Linked DNA regions of Homo sapiens: regions 1, 2 and 4 are each linked to region 3. The links are chromatin loops, found by intact Hi-C in ENCODE. Cell type or tissue: MCF 10A. All regions are shown on one strand.

What was found. Peaks named below come from ENCODE experiments on the same cell type or tissue, not always from the same donor. Only the 100,000 strongest peaks of a DNase experiment are listed, where the experiment ranks them.
Region 1: a loop joins it to region 3, with 8 times the contacts of the local background. A loop is called at or near these places in 4 of 110 quality-filtered maps.
Region 2: a loop joins it to region 3, with 2.5 times the contacts of the local background. A loop is called at or near these places in 4 of 110 quality-filtered maps.
Region 4: a loop joins it to region 3, with 4 times the contacts of the local background. A loop is called at or near these places in 2 of 110 quality-filtered maps.

The regions. Positions count from the first base shown.
Region 1 is chr10:24,341,256-24,349,255 of GRCh38, reverse strand. All of the region lies in intron 2 of KIAA1217, which reads right to left. Among named protein-coding and RNA genes, the nearest start is that of MIR603, 70 kb to the right of the region's middle. In MCF 10A, no CTCF peak of the experiment used is centred here; a DNase peak (open chromatin) is centred at 4,775.
Region 2 is chr10:24,314,775-24,322,774 of GRCh38, reverse strand. The region is part of intron 2 of KIAA1217; the gene reads right to left. Among named protein-coding and RNA genes, the nearest start is that of MIR603, 43 kb to the right of the region's middle. In MCF 10A, a CTCF peak has its summit at 3,118 (motif pointing right); no DNase peak of the experiment used is centred here.
Region 3 is chr10:24,251,552-24,259,551 of GRCh38, reverse strand. All of the region lies in intron 2 of KIAA1217, which reads right to left. Among named protein-coding and RNA genes, the nearest start is that of MIR603, 20 kb to the left of the region's middle. In MCF 10A, no CTCF peak of the experiment used is centred here; DNase peaks (open chromatin) are centred at 3,351, 4,231 and 5,151.
Region 4 is chr10:24,460,749-24,468,748 of GRCh38, reverse strand. All of the region lies in intron 5 of KIAA1217, which reads right to left. It overlaps LOC105376455 (a long non-coding RNA gene), which reads left to right and starts at 2,363. Exons shown (of 3, transcript XR_930755.4): 1 at 2,363-2,996. RefSeq lists an enhancer at 5,780-6,281. In MCF 10A, a CTCF peak has its summit at 5,450 (motif pointing left); DNase peaks (open chromatin) are centred at 2,308, 4,168, 4,498 and 4,968.

The DNA.
Region 1 (8,000 bases), 90 kb before region 3:
TATATGTTCTTCACAAACAAAATCAGTAAGTTAACATCATGCATCCATTAACACTCAGTGTAACCTGCTACAAAAATATGAGATCTCAGATCTCAATCTCTCTTTTTTTTTTTTTTTTTTTTTGAGACAGGGTCTTATTCTGTTGCCCTGGCTGGGGTGCAGAGGCATGACATGATCATGGCTCATTGCAGCCTTACCTCCTGGGCTCAAGTGATCCCACTTCAGCCTCCCAACTAGCTGAAACTATAGGCAAAATTTTAAATTTCTTTGTAGAAAAATGGGATTCTCACTATATTGCCCAGGCTAATCTTGAACTCCTGGTCTCAAATGATCTTCCTACCTTGGCTTCCCAAAACTCTGGGATTATAGTCAGGAGCCACTGTGCCCAGCCCCCAGCTGTTTTTGAATGCTTGGGCCAACCCTTGGGAGTAGTAACTTGCTCAGAACGCTATCTACTCTTTGCTAGGGCCCTAAATTTCTCCAAAAGAAAATCCCCAATGATTCAGCTACTTGGGGGATGGGTGTGAAAATTTAGCCTGCTTATTCTTGAGATCCATTATCTGTAAGATTCTATGGAACATGCAGTGGTGGGCTTGCCTGATATGTATACATTTCTTCTTTATCCTCAAGATTTTACTAACTTCCCATTTTTAAACAAATTTAAAATCTTCCCTGTATCTTTAGGTAAATTTTATCAAAATCACAAAGTAATTTGTAGAATTAAATTTAGAATTTTATTTCCTAATGGATTACATATTAGGATTTATTTTCATTTAGAATTTATCTGCAATGATATTTTCACCATTTAATATATAGTTGTATTATGTGAGTATTGGAATGAACTAGAGTAAGATCTATTTTAGAAGTATACTTACTGGTAATTCTTGTAGGATAATTATTTCATTTTATTTTATTTTTGTGACAGGGTCTCACTCTGTCACCCAGGCTAGAGTGCAGTGGTGTGATCTTGGCTCACTGCAACTTCTGCCTCCCAGGTTCAAGCGATTCTGCCTCAGCCTCCCAAGTAAGCATGTGCCACCATGCCCAGCTAATTTTGTATTTTCAGTAATGGGGTTTCACCAAGTTGGCCAGGCTGGTCTCAAACTTCTGACCTCAAGTGATCTACCTGCCTCTGCCTCCCAAAGTGCTGGGATTACAGGCGTGAGCCACTGCACCTGGCCAGATGAGAATAATTGTATCTTAAGTTCATATGATCAATAATTATCTTTCACTCATATAGCAACTTTCTTGAGTCAAGGAATGGTATGCAAATGACATGCATATGAATATGCATATGAATGACACGCATTCCATTAATTCACCTTAAAACTCAAAGGATGGTAACCATGTGTGGTGATGGATATATTCATGAATTTGATTGTGGTAACCATTTCACAATGTATTTGTATATGAAATTGTCAGGTCATACACCTTAAATATATGCATTTTTTATTTGTCAATTATACTCAATAAAGCTGGGGGGAAAAAAACCTCAAAGCATTTCTTCACGAAACTGGCATGGAATTTGTTGTATCTTTTAATGTATGTTTGCATTGCTTTTGTAGTTTTAATTAGTACTCCCTTTTTTATCCTAGTATATTTTTTCATTCTCTCTCCCTGAATGCCAATAGAGTAATCCCCAGCTATGAAAACAAAATATTAAAAAAAATAAAACTTGTGATGTAAGCCTTATGGCTTTTTCCATGGGTATAATCCCAACAATTAATCTCCCACTTACCTAGTGTCAAGGGTAGTCAAAGCTGGCACGTTTGTAATACAAAAATGACAAAGTTTTTCTTTTTTTCTCTGAGAAATGTAAGGAAAGTGTAGAGGAAGGAAAGTACTCCAGGACAAGAGGATGTAAAAAAAATCTCAATGGCTCCTTCCAGTCCCACTTTCCAGTCCTCTGAGTGTTTATCCAGTGCAGTATTTGAGAGAGTTTGGTGAGAAAGATCACGCACTGCATCCTTCAGAATATAAACCCACACCTCAAGCTTAGAGGCCTGAAAATGACCACGAAAAACACACTTTTCATGGTGCTGGGTAGAGGGCTATCATTTCAAGAAAGCAAACATTCCTCACCAAGTGGTTGCGACCTTTATCTTTTGGCTTTTTTTCATGACTCCTGCACCTGCCTAAACTTGAAGTAAGGAAGCTATGAGGTATCAGACTAGTGAGTGATTAATCACTGTCATTTATTTCTATGCCATTTATTTGGACTACTCTTATATACCTTAACACTCACTAAGCCAACACTCGGTTATTAACAATAGTAACAATTTAATGAGGAAGTATCTTCAGATTCTAAAATGGCTTTGTTGAGACATCATCAGATGGACAAAAGTAGTGTTTGCATATTATCTTGATTAAAAGCCAACAAAACCTGGCTGGTTGCAGTGGCTCATGCCTGTTGTCCCAGCACTTTGGGAGGCCAAGGTGGGAGGATCACTTGAGGTCAGGAGTTCGAGACCAGCCTGGCCAACATGGCAAAACCCCAACTCCACTAAAATACAAAAATTAGCCGGGTGTGGTGGTGCACACCTGGTGGTCCCAGCTACTTGGGAGGCTGAGGCACAAGAATCGCTTGAATGCAGGAGGCGGAGGTTGCAGTGAGCTGAGATCACACCACTGCACTTCAGCCTGGTGACAGAGCAAGACTCTGCCTCCAAAAAAAAAAAAAAAAAAAAGGGCCAACAAAACCCAAAATACCAAATGTCCTTTGACAGATGAATGAATAAACAAAATGTATAGACATACAAAGAAATATTATTATTATTATTTTTTGAGACGGAGTCTCGCTCTGTCCCCCAGGCTGGAGTGCAGTGGCACGATCTCGGCTCACTGCAAGCTCCGCCTCCTGGGTTCATGCCATTCTCCTGCCTCAGCCTCCCAAGTAGCTGGGACTGCAGGTGCCCGCCACCATGCCCAGCAAATATTTTTGTATTTTGTTTTTTAGTAGAGACAGTGTTTCACTGTGTTAGCCAGGATGGTCTCGATCTCCGGACCTGGTGATCCGCCCACACCTCGGCCTCCCAAAGTGCTGGGATTACAGGTGTGAGCCACGGTGCCCGGCCAGAATATTATTAAGCCTTAAAAAGGAAATTCTGACACATGCTGCCACATACGTGAACCTTGAGGACATTGTGCTAAGTGAAATAAACCAGTCACATAGAAAAACCCAAACACTTTCAGTAGGTTTATGATTTTACCTAAACGAGTTGTCTAGAATAGTCAAGCTCACAGAGACAGAAAGTAGAATGGTGGTTGCCAGGGGCTGGGAGGATGGCGGGGATGGAGAGCTGTTGTTGAATGGATAGAGTTTCAGTTTTACAAGATGAAAAAGTTCTGAAGATTGGTTGCATAACAATGTGAATATACTTAACACCACGGAACTGTACGCTTTAAAATGGTTAAGATGGTAATTTTACGTTATGTGTATTTTACTACAATTTAAAAAATCGTAAAGTTGCCGATAGTCAAATGAATAAAATGAGAAAGGGGGAAAAAAGCGACCCCCCCACCCAAAAAAAATCACCAACTCCTAGCCTAGGTTTCTCTACAAAGTATCTAACTATATAAGGAAAGTTCAAATGGCAAATTATTCTAAGCTTCTTATTTGTGTTGCAGAGGCAATTCCTTGCCTGTATATTTAGTCACAGTTAAGTCTTATCTTAACAACTCTCTCCAAAGGGGACTGGATCTGCACTCAATCAAGTCGGACTGAAGATCTTAGGTTCATTCATTTATTCTAATGGTCCCGTTAGTGTTTCCATAATGTTTTGATTCCTTGAGATCTTAAACCATGCCCTTACCTCAAATGTTGGGCTATGTATGGATACCCTTTGGATAGGCTCACAGCAGTAGGCTGCAATTTCTTTCTGTTACCCTTTTTATTTGGAATGACTCCTATGCGTAGATAAATATTGCCGTATTCCTACGAAGTGGGCAGCTCTGTGCTCCATGCGGAGGGGAACTCAAGCCAAGCACTACAGCTGTCCCTAAGTGCCATCTGCCATGATCTGCCGTGGCTTCTACCACCCCCTTTTTTGTGTGTGTTAGGAGGAAAATGAAGTTCATTTTCAATGCTAACTGTCAGTGAAGAAATCACTATGCTTGGTGTCTTGAATTAGTTGGATTGAAAAAAGCTTTTTCATATCTGAAGCCAAAGAACAGACTATATACCCCTTTTGTCACACACCCATGTTGCTTCTCTGACTGGGGTGTGGAACTAACGAGTGCCTATGCCTCTTTGTTCAATTGAACAGAAGCAACCAAATTGCCCATTCAGTTGATGATGGATTAGCCACCTGGATGGTTGATATTGGATTCTCTGAGATAGTCTGCAGAGTTGATTCTGAGATAAGAACAGTTCTTAATTGTATCAACTAACTGAATCCACAGTCTGTTTTAATTCAAGATCCAAGACACATTCCTACCATTAAACATATGGAAGACAGATAGAAAGAAATCTCATTTATTTTCTCGCCATATAAATAGGAAGGTCTCTCCCTTGAACAATAACATGTACAAATAAGGAGATTTTTGAGCAGGGGCTATTCCCTGACCATGTTTAAGCACAGATCTGTTTAAAATTAAAAGTTACATTCCTGTTATTAAAAGCTCATCCTCTTTTAGAAAATACCCAATCAGTTCAGGAGGGAAAAAAATCCTTCACTGTGCACATTATTAACTCATGGAAGGCTTTAGGTTTCCACATTCCCCAATAATAAGGTCAGAACTGACTCTTGGACTCTACCCCAAAACCTCAACTTCCTGCTCTGCAAGAAGATTTACCTCAGAGAAGGAATAGGTCTCAACTGTTGCCAAAGCAAAGACATTTATACGAAATCAGTCAGATCAGGGCAACTGGTAACTCTATTCGATGTGCCACATTCTAAAAGACAAAGCGCAAGAAATACGAACAGTTTTCTGTCTGATTGTCTACAAATGTGTGTGTGAGTAGGTACAGTAGATTTATTGAACGCTGTCCCAGAAGTGAGATTTCCAGATAAGACATTTAAAAATATCCTTCTAGATGCTATTTTTAACATTATCTTATTTATTTAAAATTTTGTTTATATTCAATCTTGTTAAGCTTATTATAAGGGCAAAATTAATTCTTTTTGGATGATACAATGTCATCGTGAACACTAATTCTGGTGTTAATAGAGAAAATGGAAACAAAGAGGCCTCTTCATTAAGCAGTTTCAAAACAGTGAACTGAGCAACCAATTTTGCAAATCTTCCCCCTGCATGGCCCATAACTAAAAATATAGTCACTCAAACATCGTAGAATTGGAGACGGAAAAACAGCTCAATGGAATGAAACATAGAGTTCAGAAACAGACCCAAACACAGGCAGAAATTTGGATCTCACAAAGTGGCATTTCAAATCAACAAGGGAAAAGATTAATTATTCAGTTCGTGGTAGTGGTACTGTTGACTAGCCACTTGGCAAAAGAAAGAAAGCTAGATCTCTATCAAACTCCTTGCCTCAAAATAAACTGTAGAAGGATCAAATATTACAACGTAAGGAAGCTAAACTCTAAGAGCACTAGTATAGAACACAAACAATGCTTAATATGTAATATTAGGACAGGGAAGTTCTTTCTAAAAATACAATTCCAGAGGCAGAAATATGAGAGGAAAGATTTCTGAGGTTGATTGCATGAAAATTTTAAATTTCTATGGGAAAAATACATGCAAACTTTAACAACTGGAGAAATATTTGCATAAAGTGTGAAAGTTAATTCCTTAATTTATGAAGTGGTCTAAAAATACCCCCCAAAAACCTCATCATCCAATTAAAAATGGGTAAAAACACAAACTGGAGCTTCGCACAAACACAAAATTGACTAACTAATATAGGAAAATATACTCTAACGTCAATGATTATAAAAATGTAAATCAAAACAATGAGCTTTTTTTACTCATTGGGTTAGCAAAACTTTTAAAAAGTTAATATACAGGATAGCAACTATCAACTAGCATTCTTATATGTTGCAGAATATTATATATATCCAAATAGGTCTAACATTTCTGGTAAGATTTGTAAACATTTTGAACAATCAATTCTACCTTTAGAAAGTTATCCTGTGGAAAAAAATACCCAGATATATGAACAGACCATCCAGTGCAGCTTTGCCTTCGTAAGAAATTGGATAAAGATGGAAATGCAGGAGTTGCAGTTAGAGAAAGACAGAAACTAGAAAAATAATCATTTAAATTAGCATAGGGAACTGATTTAGTAAATGATAATTCATATGATGGTAAACAATGTAATCATTAAAAACTGAGTCGGCCGGGTGCAGTGGCTCACGCCTGTAATCCCAGCACTTTTGGAGGCAGAGGTCGGCGGATCCCCGAGGTTAGGAGTTCGAGACCAGCCTGGCCAAGATGGTGAAACCCTGTCTCTACTAAAAATAAAAAATCAGCCGGATGTGGTGGCATGCATCTGTAGTCCCAGCTACTCTGGAAGCTGAGGCAGGAGGATCGCTTGAACCTGGGAGGCGGAGGTTGCAGTGAGCCGAGATTGCGCCACTGTACTCCAGCCTGGGCGACAGAGTGAGACTCTGTTTCAAAAAAAAAAAAAAAAAAAAAAAATTGAGTTGTATCTGCATGAGCTAATGTGAAGTACCTTGAAGATGCATCACTAAGTGGAGAAGCGACATACAGAGTAACTGTAGATTATTATAATTTTTATAAATGTTCACATAAGCCATGCATCTATCTACTGGGATATGCATATGCCATTTGAGGAAAGGATCTAACAAAAAATGAATAACAATGGTTAATTTTAGAAAGGAGGATTGAGAATTGAAGGTAGAAGCTTTTAACTTTGTGATTGTGTGCACAGCTTAACGTATGAAGTTTTTCCATGTACATATATTACATTTAATTTGAAATTTTTAATTAAAAAAATCAGTCCTGTTTCTGCTGTCAGCTGCCATTTTCTCTGTTGTCACAGTCTTCTACTAAATTGGACAAGTATGTGAGGTAGGTCTCTCTGATTTAAAAGTTTAAGCTTAAATGACAATGATTTGTTTCTCAATTGTCTTGTTCACACATCTGAATTTATGTTTGTGACTGTTGCTCTCTGTGACCATGGCCTTGTGTGTATTTGTACACAGAGCTCCCCAGTGACTAGGACGTGTACAGTGTACTGTACTTCTAAAACAAGCCCTCTGGCTGCAAAGGCCACAGTGCTATGCCTTCAGGCATAATTTCATGCTAGCAAGGACAGTCTGGTAGACTTCCTTAAATTTTAATTATTTGTCCAAGATCTGTATATCAACACTCTTTTCAAACAACATCAATTATTATAAAAGATGATACTTTAGGAACACATGACGATATTCCAAGTCTATGTGGCTATCTTTTTTTTTTTTCCAGAGTTCCAGAATTTGGAAGCTGAAAGGAATCTTTGAAACCACCCACTTCAACTCCTACATTTAAGAGATTGGAACTAATAAAAGTTCAATGGCTTGTCTAAGGCTATTAGTTAGCAGTTGGAAAGCCAGTGGGAAATTCTAGATCTCCTGAAAACCAGTTTCATGCTCTTTGCTCTAAAAGCTACACTGAAGAAATCTAAATTACAACCTCAGTTCATTAAAGTAAGTATTAAAGGAGTCTTTGGCTATGACGCAGAGTATAAAAGGAAATACACTTCGTTTCCCTGATTCAACTTCATAAAATTTTCCAAGGAATGTTGGGCTCAAATAGAGGAGATACTATACGTATCTACAAGTAGAAATAATGAAATGAACATCAAGTCTCCAATGAAAAGAAAGGCAAAAGGAGAATTCAACTCCAGATAGAGATTAACAAAACATCCAATTTAAATAAAAACAATTCATGAGGTCTTTTTTTTTTTAGGACCGGAAGAGAAAGAATCATCTTGGCTTGACAATCTTCCAACTGACCTACTGATTTCCATCCCAATGAAGGATTTAATCACGACTTTGCCTGTACATAGAAGACATGGAAAAGGGAATCCTATC
Region 2 (8,000 bases), 63 kb before region 3:
CACCATCTTCAGGATTCAGATGAGCAGCCCTGCAAGGTGAGACGCAGAATAGAGATGGGGCTTCTTAGAGGCACGAAAGACGTCTACCCACTCTGGGTGGTTTGAAGGAGTGGCTCAAATGGAATTTATTTTTTAAAATAGTTTTTAATTTTTATGGGTACACAGTAGGTGTATATGTTTCAAATGTAATTTAAAGACCTCTCTGGCCCATGTGCACAACCATTTACAGTGTCTGGTATTTCTATCACTGAAACAATTCCTTAGCCAAGTTCATGTACAGGGTCTTTTTCCTTGCTGGTGCTTCCCTGCTCCTCCCAACACTAGTCTTTCTCTTTCCCAGTGCCCAGTTCTCCCATCCTGACACATTGGTTACACCACTTGTGTTTAACTACTTCAGAGATTACCCCGCACCTTAGACCAGAATTGCTGCTGCCCAGGCCGCTACTGCTGACTAACTGGAACTGAATTTCTATGGTGGAGCCCACTCCTCTGTAGATTTGCTTTTTTAAAAATAAATTTCAGGCCAGACATGGTGGCTCACACCTGTAATCCCAGCACTTTGGGAGGCTGAGGCGGGTGGATCACTAGAGGTCAGGAATTCAAGACCAGCCTGGCCAACATGGTAAAACACCATCTCTGCCAAATGATAATAATAATAATTAGTCAGGTGTGATAGCATGCACCTGTGATCCCAGCTACTCAGGAGGCTGAGGTGGGAGAATCGCGTGAACCTGGGAGGTGGAGATTGCAGTGAGCCGAGATCGGGCCACCGCACTCCAGCCTGGGTGACAGAGCGAGACCCTGTCTCAAAAAATAAAATAAAATAAAATAAAATGTCAGTAAAATACACCACAAAATGTACCAACCTAGCCATTTTTGAGCGTCCGGTTCAGTGGCACTAAGTATTTTCATGTTGTTATGTGATCATCACCACCACCCATCTCCAGAACACTTTTCACCTTGCAAAACTGAAACTGCACACCCATTGAACAGTAAATCCCCATCTCCCCTCTCCCAGCCCCTGGCAATCACCATTCTACTTTCTGTCTCTGAATTCGACTACCCTAAGTACTTCATACAAGTGGAATCCTATACTATTTGTCTTTTTGGTGACTGGCTTAGTTCACTGAGCATAATGTCCTCAAGGTTCATCCATTTTGTAGCATGTGTCAGAATTTCCTTCACATTTTATCCATTCTTCCTGGGTTGTGTCCATCCTTTGGCTCCTTTTTTTTCCTTTGAGATGAAGCCTTGCTCTCTGTTACCCAGGCTGGAGTGCAGTGGCGCGATCTTGGCTCACTGCAACCTCTGCCTCCTGGGTTCAAGCAATTCTCCCGCCTCCTGAGTAGCTGGGATTACAGGCATGCACCACTACGCCCAGTTAAGTTTTGTATTTTTAGTAGAGATGGGGTTTTGGTATGTTGGTCAGGCTGGTCTCGAACTCTTGACCTCACGTGATCCATTATGCCCACCTTAGCCTCTCATAGTGCTGGGATTACAGGCATAAGCCACTGTGCCGAGCCTATCCCTTGGCAATTGTGAATAATGCTGCTATGAACGTGGATGTACAAATATCTCAAGTTCCTGCTTTCAATTATTTTGGGTACAGAGAAGTGAAATTGCAGGGTTATATGATAATTCTATTTTTATTTTTTTCTGAGGAACCGCCCCACTGTTTTCCATGGCAGCTGTCCCCTTTCTCTGTAGCATTTTTTTTGTTTTTTTTTTGAGATGGAGTCTCGCTCTGTTGCCCAGGCTGGAGTGCAGTGGTGTGATCTCAGCTCACTGCAAGCTCCACCTCCTGGGTTCACGCCATTCTCCTGCCTCAGCTTCCCAAGTAGCTGGGACTACAGGCACCTGCCACCACACCCGGCTAATTTTGGTTTTGTATTTTTAGTAGAGACAGGGTTTCACTGTGTTAGCCAGGATGGTCTCGATCTCCCGACCTCGTGATCCGCCCGCCTCAGCCTCCCAAAGTGCTGGGATTACAAGTATGAGCCACTGAGCCCGGCCTCTCTGTAGCTTTTAAGATGTTCTTAGGTGACTTATGAGAATGAAAAAATGGAGAATTTTCCGTCTTCCTGCCATGAAATCAATTAATGGCAATTGCTACTGAAAGCTGTTCTGTTTTTAAACAGTAAAAATGACAGTGTTTTCTCAGCCAACAGGAAGTGCTGATTATTCTGATAAATGGATAGATAGGTGCTGTGGTGCTATGAACACTGCCCCAAGGCAATATTTATAGTATAATAGGGGCCTCCTGAAGATAAATAATACTCTAACCAAAAAGGAATAGAAATTGCAAACCAGGATTAGGAGAAATTTAAATGAACTTTATGCTTTTGAGTCACACTTTAAAAACAGCACTCCCAGCCCAAGATCTAAATTCTTAATTGTTCACAACAGACTGCGGAGAAAGTAATCAGCATCAGGCACACAAGTTATATTTGTGATTAGCCATTCTATGTCTGATTTGTGGCTTTTGGGTGGATGGGTACCAATTTATTTTTCCTCTACAGATCTCCATGCATGAAGTGTAATTAGAAATTTGTTTGCATTTTCTGTGGTGTGGAATTAAAAATATAATCTCCTTGGAGTCTTGGAATAGGATGCTTTCCTTGTCCTTTATTTTTTCTTCAAAATAAAAATTTAATAGATGCCAAAGAGCATTTCATATCATACATATAATTCCACTGATTCCATCCACTTTTACCTAATGAAACAACCAGTTACTAGACGATGGTAATTGCAAAAAAAATTTGGGAGTTTTATATGCTAATTATGCCACCTTTGGGTTTTGTCACAGTATTGTATCATTCATGCGGGTTTTAGTTATCTCATGGAAACATTTTCCCGAATGTAGGGTTAACAAAGCTAGATATATGAACTTCCTTGCAGGTAAATTAATTCCAATAAATGTCAAGAGGCTTAAAGTGCTTTGGCAAAGACTTGTGGATTTAATGCTGGCTTGTTAAAACTATGGTTCTGAATACAAGCAGGGCCACACCCCACCAGTGAAAAGCTCCTTTCAAGGGCCAGTTGTTGGGGTCTTGCATAAGTGCGTTGCTAAGGCGCACCCCTGGGGTGGTCTTCAAGGCTTGAGCCAGTGTGAAATTCTCACACTATCCACCAGGGTGCGCTCTAGCCCCCGGGCCTCTTCTACCTCTTGCTCTACGTGCACGTGGCCTTGGCCTCTCCTAACTCCCCAACCATGCAAGCTGTATAGATTATTTTTCTGACTTCTCGCCTATGCCAATTTCATCTCTTAGGTGTAATCATATTTTCCTTGCTGTTCACAGACAGTACATCAATTTTTCCCTGTGTCTCTAGTCTCCCTTTAGAATCTCCTTTCCAAAGCCATCCCCTGCCTTTTTTTTTTTTTTTTTTTTTTTTTTTTTTGAGACAACGTCTCGCTCTGTCACCCAGGCTGGAGTGTAGTGGCATGATTTCAGCTCACTGCAACCTCTGCCTCCTGGGTTCAAGGGATTCTCATGCCTCAGCCTCCTGAGTAGCTGGGATTAGACATGCACCACCACACCTAGCTAATTTTTGTATTTTTAGTAGAGACGGTGTTTCGCCATGTTGGCCACACTGGTCTCGAACTCCTGACCTCAGGTGATCTGCCCGCCTCGGCCTCCCAAAGTGTTGGGATTACAGGCGTGAGCCACCACGCCCGGCCCCAAAGCGCTTCTTCAGCTGTCCCTCCTAGATGTTCTCTGTGAAGCTCTTCTCTGCTGTCTCCACCTCCTGTGCCCTCCACCTGAACTCATCCACTCCCATGACTACTGCTGCCACTCTACCTGCAGCTCCCAAACCGTGCACCCAGGTGTCCTGGATGGGATGCCACAGCGAACTCACAGAGGCACTGAGGGATATTTTAACTTTTTGAGGGAAACACAGCAATACTTGTTACACACTGGGCTAATGATTCACTTCAGGTAGTTCACAGTTTCAACATTAGATCATAAGCATTCTTCTTGTTGATGTCATTTTTGCAACATGAGGTTTTCAGAGGTTGCTGGGATTAAAATGCCAGTACTGCAGAAAAATCAAAGCGGAATAGGAAATGTTGTCCAATCTGATTCCAAGGTCAGGGGAGTTGTGCGGTGCCCAACAGGTGCACACATCCCACTGGTAATTGTAGAAGGCGGAGTTCTCCAGATAAGAGAGGGGGAGGTGTGCGTATACGTGTGTATTCAAGAGAAAACCAGAAAGAGAGAGAGTGATGATTTTAAGGAACTGACTAACATGATTGTGGGGGATGGCAAATCCACAATCTGCTGGGAAGGTCAGCAGGATGGAGACCTAAGGTAGAGTTGATGCTGCAGCTCAAGTTCAAGGACAGTCTAGAGGCAGAATTCCCTCCTCCTCAAGGAAACCTCAGCCTGTTTCAGTCTGTTTTCTCTTGTGGCCTTCAACTTATTGAATGAGGCCTTCCACAGTATAGAAGATAATCTGCTTTACTCAATCAGTCTGTCTGTCTGTCTATCTGTCTATCTATCTATCTACCTACCTATTCATCTATCTATACATCCATCTATCCATCTATCTATCTATCCATCTATCTATCATCTACCTACCTACCTACCTCTCTAATCTAATCTATCTCTATCTAATTATCTATCTAATTATTTAGAGACAGGTTCTGCTATATTGCCCAGGGTGGTCTCAAACTCCTAGCCTCAAGTGATCTTCCTGCCTCCGCTTCCCAAAGTGCTGGGATTGCAGGCATGAGCCACTGCACCCAGAAAACTTACCTATTTAAATGTTAATCTCATCTAAAAAACAAACCTTCACAGCAATACCCAGTCAGGGGTTTGACCAAATATCTAGGCCCCATGCCCTACGCACGTTGATGCATAAAACCAGCCATCACCTAAAAATGAAAAAATACATCTTTTCTTTTGAATTGATGTGATTGTATTTTCAATTGGCCACTAAATTGTTAGGTCATAAATAATTACTAAGTTGTTTGGGCTTTACTACTTAATAAACGGAGCTGTTAGCTGTTTCTTTTAGTCTACAGGAATGCCGTGAACAGAGAAAGCCTAAGAACCTTTAACCTGTACACTGATGGCTGCAGCCCAGATTGTATTCTGGAGTTCCAGACATGCATATTCTACATACATGCCAATATACATGTATATTCTAAAGAAAAGAATTCCCAGTTTCCCTACCTCAGAGGTTCCACACTACATTTCTTAGATCTTCCACCAAACCTATTATCAACTTGATTTCCAGCAATGTATTTTCCTCATCACCCCTTGTCCTCATTGCCAACCCCATCGTGACACTCCTTTGAAGGTCTGGGTAATGGCTTTCACCTGTGTCATATTTGGCCATAAAAATAAAATTAAGCTGGGTGTGGTGGTGCACACCTCCAGTCCCAGCTACTCAGGAGGCTGAGGTGGGGGAATCGCTTGAGTCCGGAAATTTGAGACCAGCCTGGGCGACATAGCAGGACCCTGGCTGAAAAATAAATAAATAAATAAAAAGTAACAAAATAAAATTAAATGCGGACAAAAGACCCTTGTCACAAATGATGGGTTTATTTATGTATCAGCACTAGATATTAGGTATACATTGAACATAACATAATCAATCATTTCTGCTCTCATATACAGTTTTGGACAAGAAACTACATGAAAATCTATAGGCTGACATACATTGCAGTATTTTTGGTATAAGAATTTCCCCACATGGCCAACGTTTATAATAATTTATAATTCTAGCCTTTTCTAGACTACACAATCTCACCAGCGCCCCCCACACACTCAGCGTAAACATAACCTGATTTTTTCCAACACTATTACTAAAAATAAAAAGACCACACACTGAGCGTCTCTCAGTATCCTCAGAACCATTTGAACAGGCAGTTTTCATTCCATTCAAAGCCTTCAGAAAATTAGCCTTTCTCCATAGAAGACCACAGAATGCTGAGGCCAAAAGAGATATGTAGGCATCTAATCTCTGGCTCGGAAATATATTCTTCTTATTATTTTAAATTTTAGCTGCAAAGCCTCCTTCCTGATAGATACAAATGGTGACACCTTGGATGAAGGACAGAGGACAGAAATGGGATGGGGTATCCTGTAGTCTCAGCCCCCATTCAGATAGAACACAGAGTCACCAAAGTGTCTGTATCTGTGGATGAGGACAATGAAACACATTCTACAACCATTTTCGTGTTCCTAGTAGGGGTGTGTCAGGAGTTGATCGAGTCCACTAGGGGTGGACATGGGTCACTGGGGAACAAGTCCACTCTACGATGCAAAATAGGTTCAGGGGCATTCAGAATGCCAACAACTTAATACTTTGAAATGATGAAGTTCATGGCCAAATCCATTGCCCCCATGCAGGTTGACAACTCATCCTGGTTTGTCCAGGCCTTTCTCAGTTTTAAAATTGAAAGTCACACATCCTAGGAACTCCTTCCATGCCTGCAAACTGGGACAGGACAGTTAGATAACACCATCCCTCTGCCCTTAAACACACACATAATACTATATAACAGTTCCTGCTGCCAATGGATCTCACTTTGAAGGGACTCAAATCACAGTAATTTAACAACTGATGAACAGCTCGGATTGTAGAATACCTGTTGGAGTACACACAGCACCTGAAGCAGGTGAGCGGACCCTGATGTTTCATATATTATCAGGATACATACTGAACACATTGAAGACCAGTGGCAGGTGCTATAGACTGGGCTCCACAATGCATCTCTTAGGTAGAAACAGATGCCTAAAGTGTTCGAAGACAGCATTTTCAGCTTAGCAGGGAACTACCCTTTATAATCAATTATACTGGCTGTCTTTAAAAAGCTCCTTGGATTCCCCCCCCCCATTAGATAAAATAAAGATAAACTTTCATCCAGTCACTGATAAAATGATCCAAAGTTAAAGTCATCACAAAAAACAAAATGTAGGAAGTATAAACTGATACATTCCCATTCTGGCAACAAATTTATGATGACTTCCATTAGTGGATTCTGCACATATTTTTTTTTTCTTGTTTTGTTTTGAAACAAGGTCTTGCTCTGTTGCCTAGGCTAGCATGCAGTGGCACGATCACAGCTCGCGGCAGCCTTGACTTCGATCCTCCTGCCTCAAGCCATCCTCTTGCCTCAGCCTCCCAAAGTGCTGGGATTACAGGTGTGGGCCACCACTCCTGGCCTAGATATTGCATTTGAAAGCACCCTAAGGCTCAGAACCTAGCAACGGGAGGTCCGGTTGATGGGCTATGTCAAGAAGTAACCTCCTGAAGGAGGCTTCGTGGACACAGGACTGAGTCCTCGCACTTCAAAAACACAAAATTGCTGTTTGTGCAATTAGTCAAAGTCCTACTTCCTTCCTTGCAGACAGTGCCAACACTCGGTATCACTCTCCAGAAAACAGGCAGGGAAGTGTATAGTGTACTTAGAGGGTTTCCCTTTCTGAAGCGGGAGATCATTCTGTGAAATTTGGGCTCCTTTTTACCTTTGAAAAAATTCACTCTAGGCCCCCAGTTCCATCTTCCTTTTCTTTTGGGTGTAGCAGCGTTGATTTTCTGCAGGTATTTTGAACATCAGCAGCTGAGGCAACTGAACATGTTTCTGTGCTGTCTTGCACCCACTTCTCTTTGGAAGCTTCCTATGTATTACTGCACACCTTTTCCATGCCTCCTCTGTCCTCCGCTTCAACCTTCCAGAGATGCTCCAGGGTATCAGTGGGTCCCATGGAAGACTGTCTGAACCAAGACAAGATAAGATGGAAAGCCTCCCGAAAGACATGGGTAGGTTCTTAGATGAACAATGGGTTTATTTTATTATTTTATTATTATTATTTTTTTTTCGAGACAGTCTCGCTCTGTCGCCCAGGCTGGAGTGCAGCGGCGCTATCTCAGTTCACTGCAAGCTCTGCCTCCTGGGTTCACGCCATTCTCCTGCCTCAGCCTCCTGAGTAGCTGGGACTACAGGGGCCTGCCACCACGCCCGGCTGATTTTTTTTGTATTTTTAGTA
Region 3 (8,000 bases):
CTGCAACCACCAGGGCTTAAGCAATCCTCCCACCTTAGCCTCTGGAGTAGTGGGGACCACAAGCACATACCACCACAGCCAGGTAATTTTGTTGTTGTTTTTGTAAAGACAGGGTCTCACTATGTTGCCTAGGCTGGTTTTGCACTCCTGGCCGCAAGCAATCCTCCTGTCTCAGCCTCCCAAAGCACTGAAGTTACAGGTATATGAACCACATCTGGCCAGCACCAAGTATTTTGACAAAGCACCTATTAGGGTAATTCCAAGTAATCTCTGGCAAACATGGTTTCAGTTAGGCAAGACTACAAGAAACCGCCCACATCTATTTTGTAAAAATCTGTGCTCCCCTTTCCTACTTGAGTAGACACGCTCACAAACAGACACAAAGGCAGACCCCTCCCTCTAGTTTTTCTAACATACCAGAGCCCCCTGCAAACACCTGAGGCCCTCAATGCTGATTTTCGCTGGAATCTCATCACAGTTGAACAGGGTAGAAGCAGCTTAACCTCTCTCCTTGTGCCTCGCTGGAACCAGTGGCTCGTCTTCCACGGGCTGCCCCTGATCCCTGGGCTTTGAGGGACAAAGAGCTTGCTGGAAATAGTGATCACCCTCGTGATGACACCAGGTCAACAGGCAGCTGTGGGCTCATTAAGATGTAAGCCGGCCGGGCGCGGTGGCTCACGCCTGTAATCCCAGCACTTTGGGAGGCCCAGGCGGGCGGATCACGAGGTCAGGAGATCGAGACCATCCTGGCTAACACGGTGAAACCCCGTCTCTACTAAAAAATACAAAAAATTAGCCGGGCTTGGTGGCGGGCGCCTGTAGTGCCAGCTACTTGAGAGGGTGAGGCAGGAGAATGGCGTGAACCCGGGAGGTGGAGCTTGCAATGAGCCGAGATCGCGCCACTGCACTCCAGCCTGGGTGACAGAGCGAGACTCCGTCTCAAAAAAAGAAAAAAAAAAAAAAAAGAAGTAAGCCCCTGAGTGACAGGGGCTGCTTTTGTGTGCTGTCTGCCCACGGTTTTGCTCTAGTATGAAGGCTTAGGCTAGTAGTAAGGCTTAGGTGCAATAGACTCTACTCCTTATTTATGAGCCCTGATTCTCAGGGTGTATCTGTTACACATTTGTTCTCTCACAGTCACCCCTCACTTCCTCCAACTATTAGCCTCAGATTTTCAAAACCAGTGAGGATTTCAAATATGTCCCGCTCATGTCTGTGTGTGTGTGTCTGTGGGTCTGTGTGTATCTATGCGTTTGGGTTTGGAGAACACAGCAACCAAGTATAATATTCTCTTGTCTACAATCACTTTCCCTTCTCCATCCAGAATCTGGTATATAACACTTGTAATATAGTCCTCATCAGAGTTAGGTTGAGGGGACAGGGTCTCATTCTGCCACCCAGGCTGGAATGCAATGATATAATCACGGCTCACGGCAGCCTTGACCTCTTGGGCTCAAGTGATCCTCCCACCTCAGCCTCCCAAGTAGCTGGGATTATAGGTATGCACCACTATCCCTGGCTAAAGAGTTTTTAAAAGCGCAAGGTACAAGTACTGGTAAATATGTACCTGGGAGGAACCCCTCTCTGCTTCTGTGGCCATCTTTGTTGCCCACTGAAGGAAGAGAAAGGAGTTAGGAGGCAGGACCTGACTCAGGTCTGGCCTTACCAGAAAATAAAACACTGGGGCCTAGGGGAAGCATCAGGATGGGTGCCCAAGTCGCTGGGACTGCTACGTTATCCCGCCTTGTCACTGTCCCTCTGCACTTTCTCAAGCAGGGTCATGCACTCCAGGCAGGAATCTGTTTTCAGGAAGCATCAGTCCCAGTTCCAGATCTTTGGCTAAGTACTGGCACGCTCCTGGATAAGTCACCTGAGCTTCCTGGCCTCAGTGTCCTCATCTGCCATTTAGGGAAGGCTGGATACATCTTTCAGCTTCTGTGTTCTCTGATTCCCTGAGGTTGACTTTGATCTGAGTTTGTTTTGATTCTCAAATCAAGACTTGGTAGACTTCACTAGGTGGTAATGCAACTAAAAAAGGGTCCTGGGATGGGATGAGGGAATCAAGGACTCATTTTGATCCAGGATCTAAAAGTAAAAAAGAAAATGAGAAAGGGGAAGGGCCCCACATCTCATCCGGGCTCCCCACAGATGTCTGGTGAACACGTGTGGGCCTCAGGGGAATTTGGAGTATGGTTCCAACCCTCCCTCCACCCCCCACGCCGTTCCATCCTTTCTCAGGAATAAGCTTGGCACTTTTTGCCAAACACTTCTCTAGTAAATATCTTTGTTTCCATTCCCCCAATACACCAAAGTTTTTTAAAGCCATTAGAAAACCAGGTAGAAACTGAAGAGCCTCTCTGGACAGAATATTCTTCAACAGTACGAGGGGCAGAACTGAAGTCTCCATGTAGAAGTCATTACACTGCCTTTTCCCATTAGGCCACCAGTACCATGGCCATGGGTTTCCTTACCTCACTCTATTCATGCTACCTTTGAAAAAAATTGTTTTCCTGACCATCTTGTTTCATACATTTATATGTCCCCAAATCCCTTTGCTCTGCTCAGTCCAAAATACCTTCAGTCTTTCCAACTCCCTGGGCCTTCTTTCTCTCCTGCATATAAATGGCTAGCAGCTGTTTTCACTGACCTATGACCTTATGATGCGTCCCACTTTGTTGTTATTCTCTGTTGACCAGATATTCCATATCTTGGCCATGCATTTCTTTGGCTGCTGGCTCAATATCACCTCAACACAAAGATATCTGAACGAAACACTCTGGGCCACAAAATCAGCCTCTAAGACTGAGATAGCAGTGGTATGGTCAGAACCAAAATAAGGCAAAGCAGACAGACACACACACACACAAAGCAAATCCTCCTACTGCTAACAGTTTCTACTAAAATGTAAAACTAAGGCTTTTGAAAACCAGTGTTGGTTCTGTTCCTTCAGGAAAATCACAATTTCTCCTTAATTCTATTTCTACTTCAAATGTGGGGACTGTGCTTTTTTTTTCCCAAGGTTTCTTTCAGGACATCTTAATTTAGGCAATGGGAAGCCAGAGACATGGAATGAGGCATCAGATAGCAAGCCTTATCACCTGCACTTACTCCAGGGCCAGGGATTTTCATGCTTGAGGGTTTGCTTTTTATTTTCTATGGGCTTTGGCGAAGTCTCTTCTCTGCTTCTACAGTCTCAAAACATTTTCCTCATGGGAAAGACAGTTAGTTAACTTCTCAAGCACTAGGAAGAACTGAGATCTCTGCTGCCTCCACTCCAAGGATTGCCACTATGGGCTCCAAGCCAGATCAACACTGTCTGTGTGCAGAGTTGTAGTCAGGCAGGAACAAGATGGGACATGCCAGACCTCATCTGCACTTTGCGAAGGTGACACACACCAGCCCCGCAGGCAACTGTGCCTGCTTTTAGAAACTCCTAAGCAAAGTACTGAGGCAGAACCAGAGGGAGAAGTGAGGGGAAAAGCAGCTTTTTTTTTTTTTTTTTTTTTTTGGTCATCTGAGCTTGAGTTAATCGGCAGCACTCGGCTTTCTAACCTTTGAGGCATTTCTAAATCTGATCCCACACACTCATTCTTTCAGAGCCCGGCAAGGTAAGATGAACTGATTACACCATACTTAGAAACATCCTGTAGAATCAAAGAAAAATGCTTCCTGCCTTTGTACAGAAAATTAAGAGATTTTTCAAAGTGAAGAAAAGCAATTTAATTACCATTAAACAAGGTTTAACTGCTGTGGGCAATCATTCTCTGCTTGAGAAGCATAATTTCACTTGAAAGAAACCAGATTGGCCCCCGGCCCTCTTTTGGCTTATCCTCAGCAAGAAGCGACTGGGAACAACTGACTCTTGGGTGAGCTGTCCAGATAGTTAGAAACATATCACACAGCAGTTTAGGGACCCCAGGGGGGGCAGGGAAACCCCAGAATCAGGCCACTCCTGTACCTTGCTCCTGTCTGCTGCTCGGAAGGGCCCCCCACAGCAGAAACATGTGATGCCTCCTTTCTTCTTTGGCCCTTCTACAGAAGGGCAGACATGGGTCTTCATGTCCAGATGTGGCATGGAACATCAGCCAGACCTTTAATGTTCTGGGAGCAGTCCAGTGCTGAGCCCACGGGTGGCGGGACCCGCCCGCTCCACAACCAGCTCGTCCATTCTCCCAGCAAGCAGGCCTGACGCACCCCTGACAGTCAGCCGCTCAGGATTTGAAGTGTGATTCACAGCTAGAAAATACCGGTTTTTCATTACTATGCAAATGCCACCTGGGTGGGGTTTAGGTAAATCCGGATGTGGACACTAACAATGAGGGCAAGAATGGGTCTCTTTTCCGTAGTTCTCACTGGGCCCAGTGGGTTCCACCCAGTGGCAGTCTTTAAAGAAAATTACAGGCCGGGTGTCATGGCTCATGCCTGTAATCCCAGCACTCTGGGAAGCCGAGGGAGGTGGATGGCTTGAGGTCAGGAGTTCGAGACCAGCCTGGCCAACATGGTGAAACCCTGTGTCTACTAAAAAATACAAAAATTAGCTGGGCATGGTGGCGGGCTCCTGTAATCCCAGCTACTTGGGAGGCTGAGGCAGGAGAATCACTTGAACCCAGGAGGCAGAGGTTGCTGTGAGCCAAGATTACGTCATTGCACTCCAGCCTGGGTGACAGAGTAAGACTCCGTCTCAAAAAAAAAAAAAAATTAGAGTTGAACAGAGTTGGACGGAGACATTTATAGTTCCCCAGTATCCAATGGGCAGTTAATGTTCACATATAGCCCAAGGTTAGAGACAGATCTTTACCTAATTCATATCAAAATATATTTATTGTGTCATTCCCACCACGTGGCAAAGCCCAAATCACCAACTGTCTCAACACCAGTGTTTGGTCAAATTGTTTCATCCAGAAAGGCAGTGCAGTCATGTGAATGTGCTTCATTTGTGGCCATATCTGCCTTAAAAGCATACCAGGTTGGAGCTTCTAGAACAACAGAATAAAGAAAGGCAGGGCTGTAACATCCAAATGCTTAGGAACCACCCAGAGGACATGCCCCCCATTTCCTAATGGTATGGCCTGCAGCCCCCAACCCACCTAACTGTTTTCAACACATGGCCTCTGAAGAATACGTCCTGCTGGATAAGAGTCACTGTGAGTCAGAAACTTGGATTCGAGCTGGCTCTGGCACTCACAGGCTATGAGACCAACTCATATCCCATATCCCAGCATTTCTCTGAGGCTGTTTTCTCATCTGTAAAGTGAGGAAGTTGCATTCCCATCATTTTCACAAATGACCCCAAGTTGAACAATGCCCGGTGTTAAGGGCATCAGTGGGACTCACAACATCTCCCTGTCTTTGTTCAGCCAATCTTTGCTGGGTGCATTCTGAGCAACTGACCTGAGCCAGGAGAGGGGAGAAGCTTACAAGTCAGCATCTTTCAATATAATTAATGGTTTCTTTCTTTTCAATTGAGAGCAGATGAAAAAGCAAAGATTAGGTAAATGGTCATGTCATTGAGGTAACCCGAACTCAGGGATGCATGACACACGTATCCTGTTTCAGACATGATTGCATAGAACTATATCCTTTTTTTTGTGATCAAGAGGAAACATTTTATTTTATTTTTATTATTTTTATATTCTTTTTGAGACAGAGTCTCACTCTGTCACCCAGGCTGGAGTGCAGTGGCCTGATCATGGCTCACTGCAGCCTCAACCTCCTGGGCTCAGGTGATCCTCCCGCTTCAACCTCCCGAGCAGCTGGGACTACAGGTGAGTACCACTATGCCTGGATAATTTTTTCTTTCCTTTTCTTTTTTTTTTTTCTTTGGAGACAGAGTCCCGCTGTGTTGCCCAGGCTGGATTGCAGTGGCACAATCTTGGCTCACTTCAATCTCTACCTCCCAGGTTCAAGAGATTCTTCTGCCTCAGCCTCCTGAGTAGCTGGGATTACAGGCACATGCCTACACACTGGGCTAAGGAGTAAACATTTTAGTAACCAAGTGGACACTGAAGATGTTGAGAACTGGTAAACAAACAATCAAGCAAGTAAGAACAGAAATACCAGCATTTGGCTTTTGAGTTAATGACAAGAACACTCGGCATGGGAGCCTGGGTGAGCAAATCACAGATCTTCAAGCTTCTGTAAGTGGCCTGCATTGGGGGTCACCGTGGTGAGCTACGTAGCACCCTGGAGTTCCACAGTGCTTCTCTGAGACAGCCACAGAGATAGAAGGACAGCTTAGTGAGGAGTCCCCACTACCCCATCGAAAGGGGACTTCCATGAATAATAGTGCTTGCACAAAAGCTAACTCTCTTCTATCACTCTTCTGCTTAAAACCCTCAGCACTATATTAAGATTAAAATCCTGATTGAAGCTTACTAAGCGCCTCTGGCTACCTCTCCCAGGGCACCTGGGTCCTTCAGCAGACAAGCCCCTTCCTTCCTCTGGGTCTCAGCACTTGCTGTGTGCACCTCTTCCCAAAAAACTCTTGCTCACTCTTTGCCCGGCTGTTTGCAAGACTGGCTCCTTTTCAGGTAATCCTATTTCTTTTTTTTTTTTTTAATTATTTGTAGAGGCGGGGTCTCGCTATATTACCCAGGCTGGTCTCAAACTCCCGGGCTCAATCGATCTTTCTGCCTCAGCCTCCCAAAGTGCTGGGAAAGTGCTGGGATTACAAGCATGAGCCACTGCACCTGGCCTTCCTCTACTTCCTTCATGGCAGGTATCTCCATCTAAAATTATCTGTATATCTGTTTCCTCCTCTGCCTTCCCACCATTACATTCTGAGCTCTATGCAGGCAGTGAGTGTCTGTGTTTTGCCTCTCGCTGTCATCCCAGAGACTAGGGCAATACCTGTCCAAACTAGACTCAATCAGTGCCGAGTAAATGAATGAATGAATGAATGGTTATTTTTTTTTTCCAAATCTGATCACATGTAGCTGTCCCATCTTTGTGCTAATCAAAATTATCTTTCTTTTTTGGACACAGTGTCTTGCTGTCGCCCAGCTTGTGGCACAGTGGCGCAATCAGAGCTCATTTCAGGCTCAACCTTCTGGCCTCAAGCAATCCTTTGGCCTCGGCTTCTAGAGTAGCTAGGACCACAGGTGTGTGCCAGCATGCCTGGCTAATTTTTTTTTATTTTTTGTAGGGACAGGCTCTCACAATGTTGCCCAGGTTGGTCTTGAACTCCTGGGCTCAAACAATCCTCCCTCTTGGGCCTCCCAAAGTGCTGGAATTCCAGGTGTGAGCCATCTCACCAGTTCAAAATGATCTGATGCTTACACTTAATCACTCAAATAGCACTTTCATATACTTAATCTTCAAAATTATAATCTGAGGCCTTTTTGTGGGTTGGTGAAGAGCCACTGGCTATGAACCTGTTTGCCTTTAACTAAGTAATCTTGAAGGAGACAATTCCTCCAGCTTCAGATTCCTCCTCCATAAAACTAGGATGATTCCTCGAGCAGCTCCCACCATGAACAACCTATGAATGTTTAAGACATTGACTAGATAGAAACTGATCCTTTCTCACAAAATGTTTTGTGAGATGTCTCCCTTATTCCTGCTACGATGTCCTGAACATCTACTATATGCCAGGTGCTGGGTTAAGTACTTCTCACACACTGCCTCTGATCTGCAAACCAACTTGCTGGGCAGGAATTCTTAGCTCCCCGCCCCTTTTTTTTTTTTTTTTTTTTTTTTAACAGATGCAGAAGCTTACTTGGACCAAGTGACTTGTCCCAGACCACACAAACAGTAAGTAGTAGAACCAGTTCTCAAATCTAAGTCTGTCCAACAACAAAGGTGAAATTCCTTCCACCTCCCCACAGTGCCCCTAGGAAAGGGACTACAAAAACATCAGATTAGGGTCCCTATTTACAACAGGAGTTAGGCATGTAAGGGAGGCAGGTGTGGGATGGAGAGGGGGAGCCCCATCTTAATACAGCAGCTGTTACTTAGCTTTAGTGGAGGTTGTAACAAAGGAATCGGAACTCAATGTTTCCTGA
Region 4 (8,000 bases), 210 kb before region 3:
AGTATGGCATGGACACCAACCAACCAGAATGGGACCTCAGCCAATGAGGACGGCTGCTTGCCATGAACAGTCAGCAGCCCGGATCTGGAGCTAATCCTGTGTGTCTTCCCTGCCCTGTCCACTTCAAAATAATCTTGCCATCATCCAAAAGGGTCACCGAAAGAGTCACCATCAATCTGAGTTATCCACAGTGGCGCTGAATACAAACATTCGGTTGTGACAGAATTGGTAATCTGAGGTTGAATGTCTCTATCAACACAGGTGACTTAGATGTTGGAAGTCTTGGCAGAATTCTTATGTTGGTTTGCCAAGCTGTGACTGACTTTCTAAGACGGAGTTTTAAAAAGAACCAGGATCATGTATTTCATCCTTGGCTCTAAACAGAGCCCAAGAAGAAAAATGACACAATGATCCCAATATAGAGTGGGAAACATTTGTTTTAAAACCACAACTAGAATGAACCCTTACGATCAGACAACTTGGGAATCCTACCATAAAAGACAGGGACCAACCTAAGGCAACTCGCTCTTAGGATGTGGGGGAAGGTAAGGGGACATCACTGGAGGGATGTTTTCAAGTCTTCAATGTGATTTCCAAGGTCACACTTGCAATAAAAAGTAGAATTTAGAGACTCCAGAATCTGATAGATGGAAGCAGCATGATGGTTAAGATTGTATAATTCACAGTTTAAAACAAACCCAGCCTTTGCTGCGGGTATTCTTACTAAGGAGAGATCTTCCTAGAATCTGTCACCAACACAGATTTATTTTGTTTTGGTTTTTAACTGTTATTTGGCTAATGAGTAAAGACATGGCATTAAATACATACTGGGTTTTTCCTGCGCTGGTACTCAAAGTCAGACCTTGTGGGAGAAAATTATACTAAACTTACAAAGAAAATAAATAAGCAACACACACACACACACACACACACATACACACACACATACACATACACACATACGAGTTGCCATTCACATTAATATATCCCAGTCCCTTATTCTGCCACTGATCTCTCTGATGCTACTAATCTTATCATCTCTTTTCCCTTAGTGAGTTTAAGTAACTAGCTATGTTGTACCATTGACACTTTTTCCCCACAGAATTTCAACACTAATGTCATAATGTAAGCTTTAAACAATTTCATTTTACAGCAAGAAAGAGATGACCGACACAGAAAAATAAAGATTCTTCTAACCCCTTATCTGAATACAACACAGATAACTATTTGCCTGCACCTAAGCCCAGACACAGAAAATGTTCATTCAACTGCACTAGATATAATGGCAATGTATGAACAAGACTGTTCTACCTCATTCATCTGCTTGGCTAGGCACTGTCTTTTCTTCTTTCCATTACTGCCCAAACCTCTATTGTCTCTTCATTATTTGAGTTCTTCCAGTTCTTAGAAAGAGGGTAGTTTCTTCAAGAGCCTCATCATAATAGCAGGCTGACAGGCAGGTGTCCCTGCCCACAGACTGCACACGGATCAAAATGCTGTTTACACCATACTTCTGAAACACCAGAAAATATCTGGGGCCATTTCAAATTAAGATCTGAAGTCTGAGTTAGAAATTCTTACATGTAGCTATATATTATTTCCCAAAAGAACCATAAGTCAAATCGAATATCACTCATTCAGAAGTTTCTTGAACGTAAGATAAGAAACAACATATTAAAATTGTTTCCAGAAAAAAAAAACCTAGTATAAAAAATATTTGTTTAAAATCATCTTGGGAAACTGCCTCATGTAATCATGTCTGTGGAGCATTTATATATATATATATTGCTTGTGGAAAAGGAATATTATGTACAGTTTGTTGTATTTCAAACCCCACCCTTCCAAGTCTAGAATTTGTAAACATACCACTCAATCAGACCACACAATGAAGTAAGCAGAGAAAACTGAAATGGAATCTTAAGACACTCTTTCACCCTCAAAGAATTAAAGCCACTTACTTTTTCTTAAGGAAATCACCTGTGTAACTAACGCCGTGAGTAAGCACATTCGCTCAGGTCCTGATTACATGATTCCTTTGTTTGCTGGCTTCATCTAAATCCTTGGTTGCACACTTGAATATTTTAGACAGCTTCCTCTTCAGAAACAAAATCATCACAAAAGACACAAAGATCCTAAAATGTTTCTCAGCTCGAGTGTTCACAACCAATAAAGACCATTTCGTATTACCCAGTTTTCGGAGAGAAGCTGACACTGGCATGGATAAAAAGTAACCTTCCCCGTGATAAGTCAATTTCTCCTCCCCTTGGAAATTAGTCACTGAATAACCTCAGCCCACATCCAACCACAGGCTACCTCACGGGTGACTCAGTCCTTCAACAACTGCTTACAGGGAAAACACCAATGAAGGAACTTTAAACGGCCTAGGTAAATGGGTTAACAGCAAAGGAAATATTACAAAATATATTTCGCTGAAGGCAAACAGGATCATTAGAAAGGGCAAACAACCAGCCACCGAGAAATGAAACTGTCAAAAAACCCAACATACTCAATCCAGAGGAGCCAACTTTCAGATCAGTTTTCTGTTGACTTAAAGGTGCTACTGCAAAAACCTAGACCAGCACCCAATACCCACTTTGCTGCCAGACTTTTGAAGTCTGGGAATTGGCAGCTGAAGGAAACGTAAGCCTCTTCTCCTGGTTTAACACCAGAGGGAAAACATGAGGGAGATAAGGAGGCTGTCTATTAATTAACCAGCCCTGTTTTACCACGCTGAACTTTGGGTAGCAGCCATTAATCAGTCCTACATAGCGCCGGGCAAGGAACTGCAATCACCCTGGAAAATACATCTGAAACGAGAAGGAAAGATAGAGAGGGCAAACCAGGGCTGTGCAGAGGGGATTCTGGAAAGGAAACCAGAGCCCTTCTGCCCCACCCTAAACAAGATGAAGGACGAGAAGGTAGGCGATCCCCAGAGACCTCTGGCTACAACCGCTGTCAGCACAGCTGGTATCTTCCAGGGGAACAGGTACAAGAAGGTGCGTGTCCACAACACGAAGTGACTTGTGCAGCTCTCAGCGGAGGACTGGCATTAATGCATTGCTAGCAAAAGGTGGGGGAGAAAGGAAGCATCTCCTGCGCTCCCAGGCAGGCTCTGATTACCATCATGTTTTCTGAGCCCTTGGGGACTGGGTGGAACCGAAAGCTATCCAAGTGGGAATACGGTGACAAGGAACTCCACTCACTGGGCTGGAAGCCCCACTGGCTTCACGCCACACCCAACTACCACGCTCTGGGCAGCCTGTGCATTTTTAAAACATTTTAAGGCTTTTAGAGGTTGTTCTTGCTGACCAAAAGAATTCCATGACGTCTTTCAAGTTCAAATCCAGTCCTTTGCAGGCTTTCTAAAAAAACTGTTTACTGCCATCAAATCACTTTGTGGTTATTAAAGAAGGGGGCAAATGGAGCACGTGACATTGCCACCCTCCTAAGATGTCTCACTAGGAAAAATATTTGGATGAAGTGGTTGTAACAGATGCCACCTAAGAGGTCGGAAAACAGTAGAAGGAATGTGGAAGCTCTTGACTTTTAATCTAATCAGCAAGGGTTTGTTATTTCTCACCAGAGTATGGGAGGCACACACTATCAGCTTCTGATGAATCTGGTATACATTAGGCAGGTTTTGTTTTGTGTCTTCAGTCAAGCACGTACTTTCCAGGAAGGGGGATGGAGGAGTGGTCCCCCTTGTCTGATTAGGCCACGATGCCGCCCCTATCACATCCTCCAAAGACCCTGTCTTATGGCGTGAGGTGTGCTAACAGACATGGCTCTTATAATTCTTCTTTACCTGCTTATTATGGGCAGGGTTGCTTGTCCCAGTGACTGTATGTGAAGGGTCTGGGGCCAGGCTGTCCCCCAGGAAACAAACAGTGAACTCTCTGTCTCTCTGCTGCTTGGCTAAGCAAGTCATGCCATGTTCGACATGTTATCCCATATCTGCTATGGGCTAGGTGCTATGTGGCTCACGCCTGTAATCCTAGCACTTTGGGATGTGGAAGCAGGAGGATCCCCTGAGCCCAGGAGTTTGAGACCAGCTTGGGCAACATAGGGAGGCCCAGCCTATACAAAAAGTAAAAACTTAGCTGGGCATGCTGGTGCATGCCTGTGTTCCCAGCTACTTGGGAGGCTGAGGTGGGAGGATCACTTGAGCCTGAGAGGTTGAGAGGCTACAGTGAGCCAAGATCACACCATTGCGCTCCAGCCTGGGTGACAGAGTGAGACCCTGGCTCCAAAAAAAAGCAACAAAGGGTAAAACCACAAGAAACCATGTCCATTACGCTAGAGAGAGGTGGCTTCTGTTGACCCTGTTACAATGAGAGTCGGTCGGTTCAATGCGAGAAGAAGTCTAGTTTACCTCTCCCTTCTCTTCCTTCCTGCCAGGTTCACAGCAATTTCCTTTCACTTTCAAAATGCTCCAGGGCACTGTCTGTAGCATGCATGCATGGATTCGTCATTACAAGAGCAGTAATTCACTGTCAGGAGTTTGAAAGCCAGCCCAATCCTGCGGTGAATCAGGATGAGTTAAATGCTCTTTAGCAAGCGCCAAGCTCACCCAAGAGAGGTGGAGTTCAATCTCCAAAGGCCCCAGAGTACCTGCTAATGAACCAGACAAGCCAATTTCCTAAACAATATCCTGGTGCCATCTAGGACCCAGTGGCTTTATCTCAGTGGAAGGCACATTCTCCAGAGAAGGGCTCTTTCAGGCTAACTCACCATAAAGTTTGGTTCAGTATGAGTGTGTGCAACCACTAACACCCCCACGCTTTGGTTTGATTACATCACCAGATCCTTCTCTGCCTTCTCTACCTTGGGACATTACAGCCATTACTACGTTCCTCTTCCCAGCAGTGTATAAAGTGTCCCACTCTTCATTTTCCCTCTTCCTTTCATTGACTAGGCCTAAAAGCAAAGTGGAAGCAATGTATTCTTTCTGAGTCAGTGTTAAGAATGGACGTGCTAGGAAATATTCAGGATTACCTCAACAGGAAGTAATTTTTATGCTCTGGCAAGGCCAATAGTATTGTGACACATATTCATTCCTATTTTCCCTTTCATATTCATTTCTTCATTGGCTTTAAAAAAATTACATTTGCTCAAAGAAAATCTGAACTGTGCCTATAGATATGAAGATGATATTAGGAAGGGAAGGGATTATTACGTTGAAAAAATTTCAAATTCATCTTGTTTGCATTGGTAAAATTGGGAAGATTGCCATTTGTAAGGTTTTAGTTAGCCTATTGTTTCATTTGATTGTAAACGGAATGTCTCCCAGACATGAGACAGACAGACAGACAGACTGCTGCCAAAATTATTTAATTCCCAGGAAAGAGATGGTCCAGTCAGCGGTTAGCTTATGGCTATATTTAAGATGAGCGTTATTTCTATAAATCTTTTGACAGAGGAACTCTACTGAGCCCTCCAGTGGCCAGACCTGGCTGACCAGTCCTGGGTCCAACAGTGATTAAAGATCTCAATCTGGAGCAGAATAGAGAAGTAATGTTAAATAAATCATTTCGCTTCCAAGCCACAATCAATAATTGTGCAGTGCTGTAGGATGGATAAAAGAAAAATGTCCTTCTCACTGACACTCAATCTTCTGCTGGGCTACTCCCATGTTCCCCAGGCCAAGGACAACCTCCTTTTGTACCAAAAATAGTTACAGTTTGTAAAATGATATCTTTTTTATGCCACTTGCAACAGATGGTACAAATAATTCCTTCTCTTATCTCCATCTCTGCACATCCACCCATTTCCTGGACGAACCTTGTTCTTTTATGCACAGCTCCCTTTTAATGTTTTCTAGATTGGATGCTAGTAAGTTATCTGCGGCACCCAACTACAACTTTTTAGCGCCTTAGACTTTATTTTTCTCTTTATGACAGTTCTTGAAACTACTATGTAACTTGTCAACCACATGTTGCCATATAGGATATACTGCTTTATTTGCTTGTGACACTTCATATTCTAACAAGAGATTTTAAATCCCCGTGCTCACCATACCCCACCCACAAACACTCCAATAATCACATAGCAGTTTGCAGTTTACAAAGGGCTCTCAATTGTGACATTTCATGGGCTCCAGAACTCAGTGAAAGACATAGAACAGGTGTCTTATGTCTTTTTGAATAGTTGGGAAACAGAAGTGCAGGGAGTTAAGAACCTCACCCAGCTTCCCATAGCTGCTAAGCAGTGAGGCAGCAAGAACCCCAGCTTCCTCGGTTGTTTGCGTGTGACCTGCTGTGCACTTCAGGACACTGCAAGCTATTCTGCAAAGAACGATGTTCCTCATGCCTGCCCACGCGTGATCACTGATGGATTCCTTATTCGATTTCTGGCCATGGTGTGAAACATGAACAAGTCTGTTGAGAAGTACCTCACTCCATTCACAGGTCCAGATTTTCACAGCAAAGGAAAAGAATCACTGGGGCATCTCACTGGGCTTCGGCTCGAATGATTTAGAGCCTCTCTTGACTTACAATTAGGTTTTATCTACTTGCCTCAAAATGAGTAAGTTATATAATTAGTTATATATTAGTTATATTTAATAGATATATCAGTATATATGCTTATATATATTATACTTATATATACCTATCGATATTATACATCACTCAGTACTATATGGATATCACCATATCACAAGTTATACATATGTATACATATACATATATGTACACACAGAAGCATGCACAAAGTCATCATCAGTCACAGGCACCGGATTACTTATGAAATAAAATATCTGAGCCTTAGCTGATTAAAATCCCTTACCATTACAACCCTAATTCCATTATGGGGTGACATTCTCAGGACCATGCCCCTCAGAGATGCATGCACCACCCACAGAGGCACAGGGTCTCCATCGCTGCACTCTATGCTCTTCTTTCTTTTCACTGGAGAAACTGACCAAATTGATTATATCGTGAACAAAAATAGCTAGGTAGAGCATTATATAACTTTAGGATGATTACAACAACGTGAGAATTAAAATGTATATATGTATTTTAGTTTGATGATATAACATACCTAAATTTACACAATGAGGTGATGTTGATCTGTGTAGAATTTTATGCTATACAGCCGGGTGCAGTAGCTCACACCTGTAATCCCAGCACTGTGGGAGGCCAAGGTGGGCGGATCACCTGAGGCCAGGAGTTTGAGACCAGCCTGGACAACATGGTGAAACCCCATCTCTACTAAAAGTACAAAAAACTAGCCAGTCATGGTAGCACACACCTGTAATCCCAGCTACTTGGGAGGCTGAGGCAGGAGAATTGCTGGAACCTGGGAGATGGAGGCTGCAGTGAGCCAAGATTATGCAGCTGTACTCCAGCCTGGGCAACAGAGCAAGACTCTGTCTCCCCACCACCAAAACAAAACAAAACAAAACAAAAACAAAAACAAAAAAAGAATGTTATGCTCTACAATTGCAGTTTAAAGGACAGATATGAAAACAGCTAGATGGAGTGTTATATAACTTTAGGATGATTACAGCATGAAAATTAAAATGTATATATATTTTAGTTTGATGATATGATATACCTAAACTGAAACAATGAATTGATGTTGATCTATGTAGAATTTCACACTATACAATTGCAGTGTAAAGGATAGATGGTTTTCAGAGCCCGTGAGAGAAAATGGTGGTAAACACATTGGGGAATGGCAGATGTCAACTTGGAAACCATATGGCCATTTATTCGTGGTCTGTCAATGTCTTCTCACAATGGAGCTACTCAAATCCCAGGATGTCTGTTTCTGTAATAACTCCTTTCTCACAGCCTCATGTGGTCTCAGCTTCTTACTACCAATTGCTCCCTAGTAGGTTTAACCCCTTCAGGCCTGTCTCATGTCTACCTTCACTGTTCCTCCTTCTTTGATTATAGCTTTTCTGAAACCAACTCTGTGGACCTGGGTTACCGTCTTAGCCCGTCTACAGGAAACACATTCCATTGCCTGCATTCTGCTGTGTTCATATTGATCTC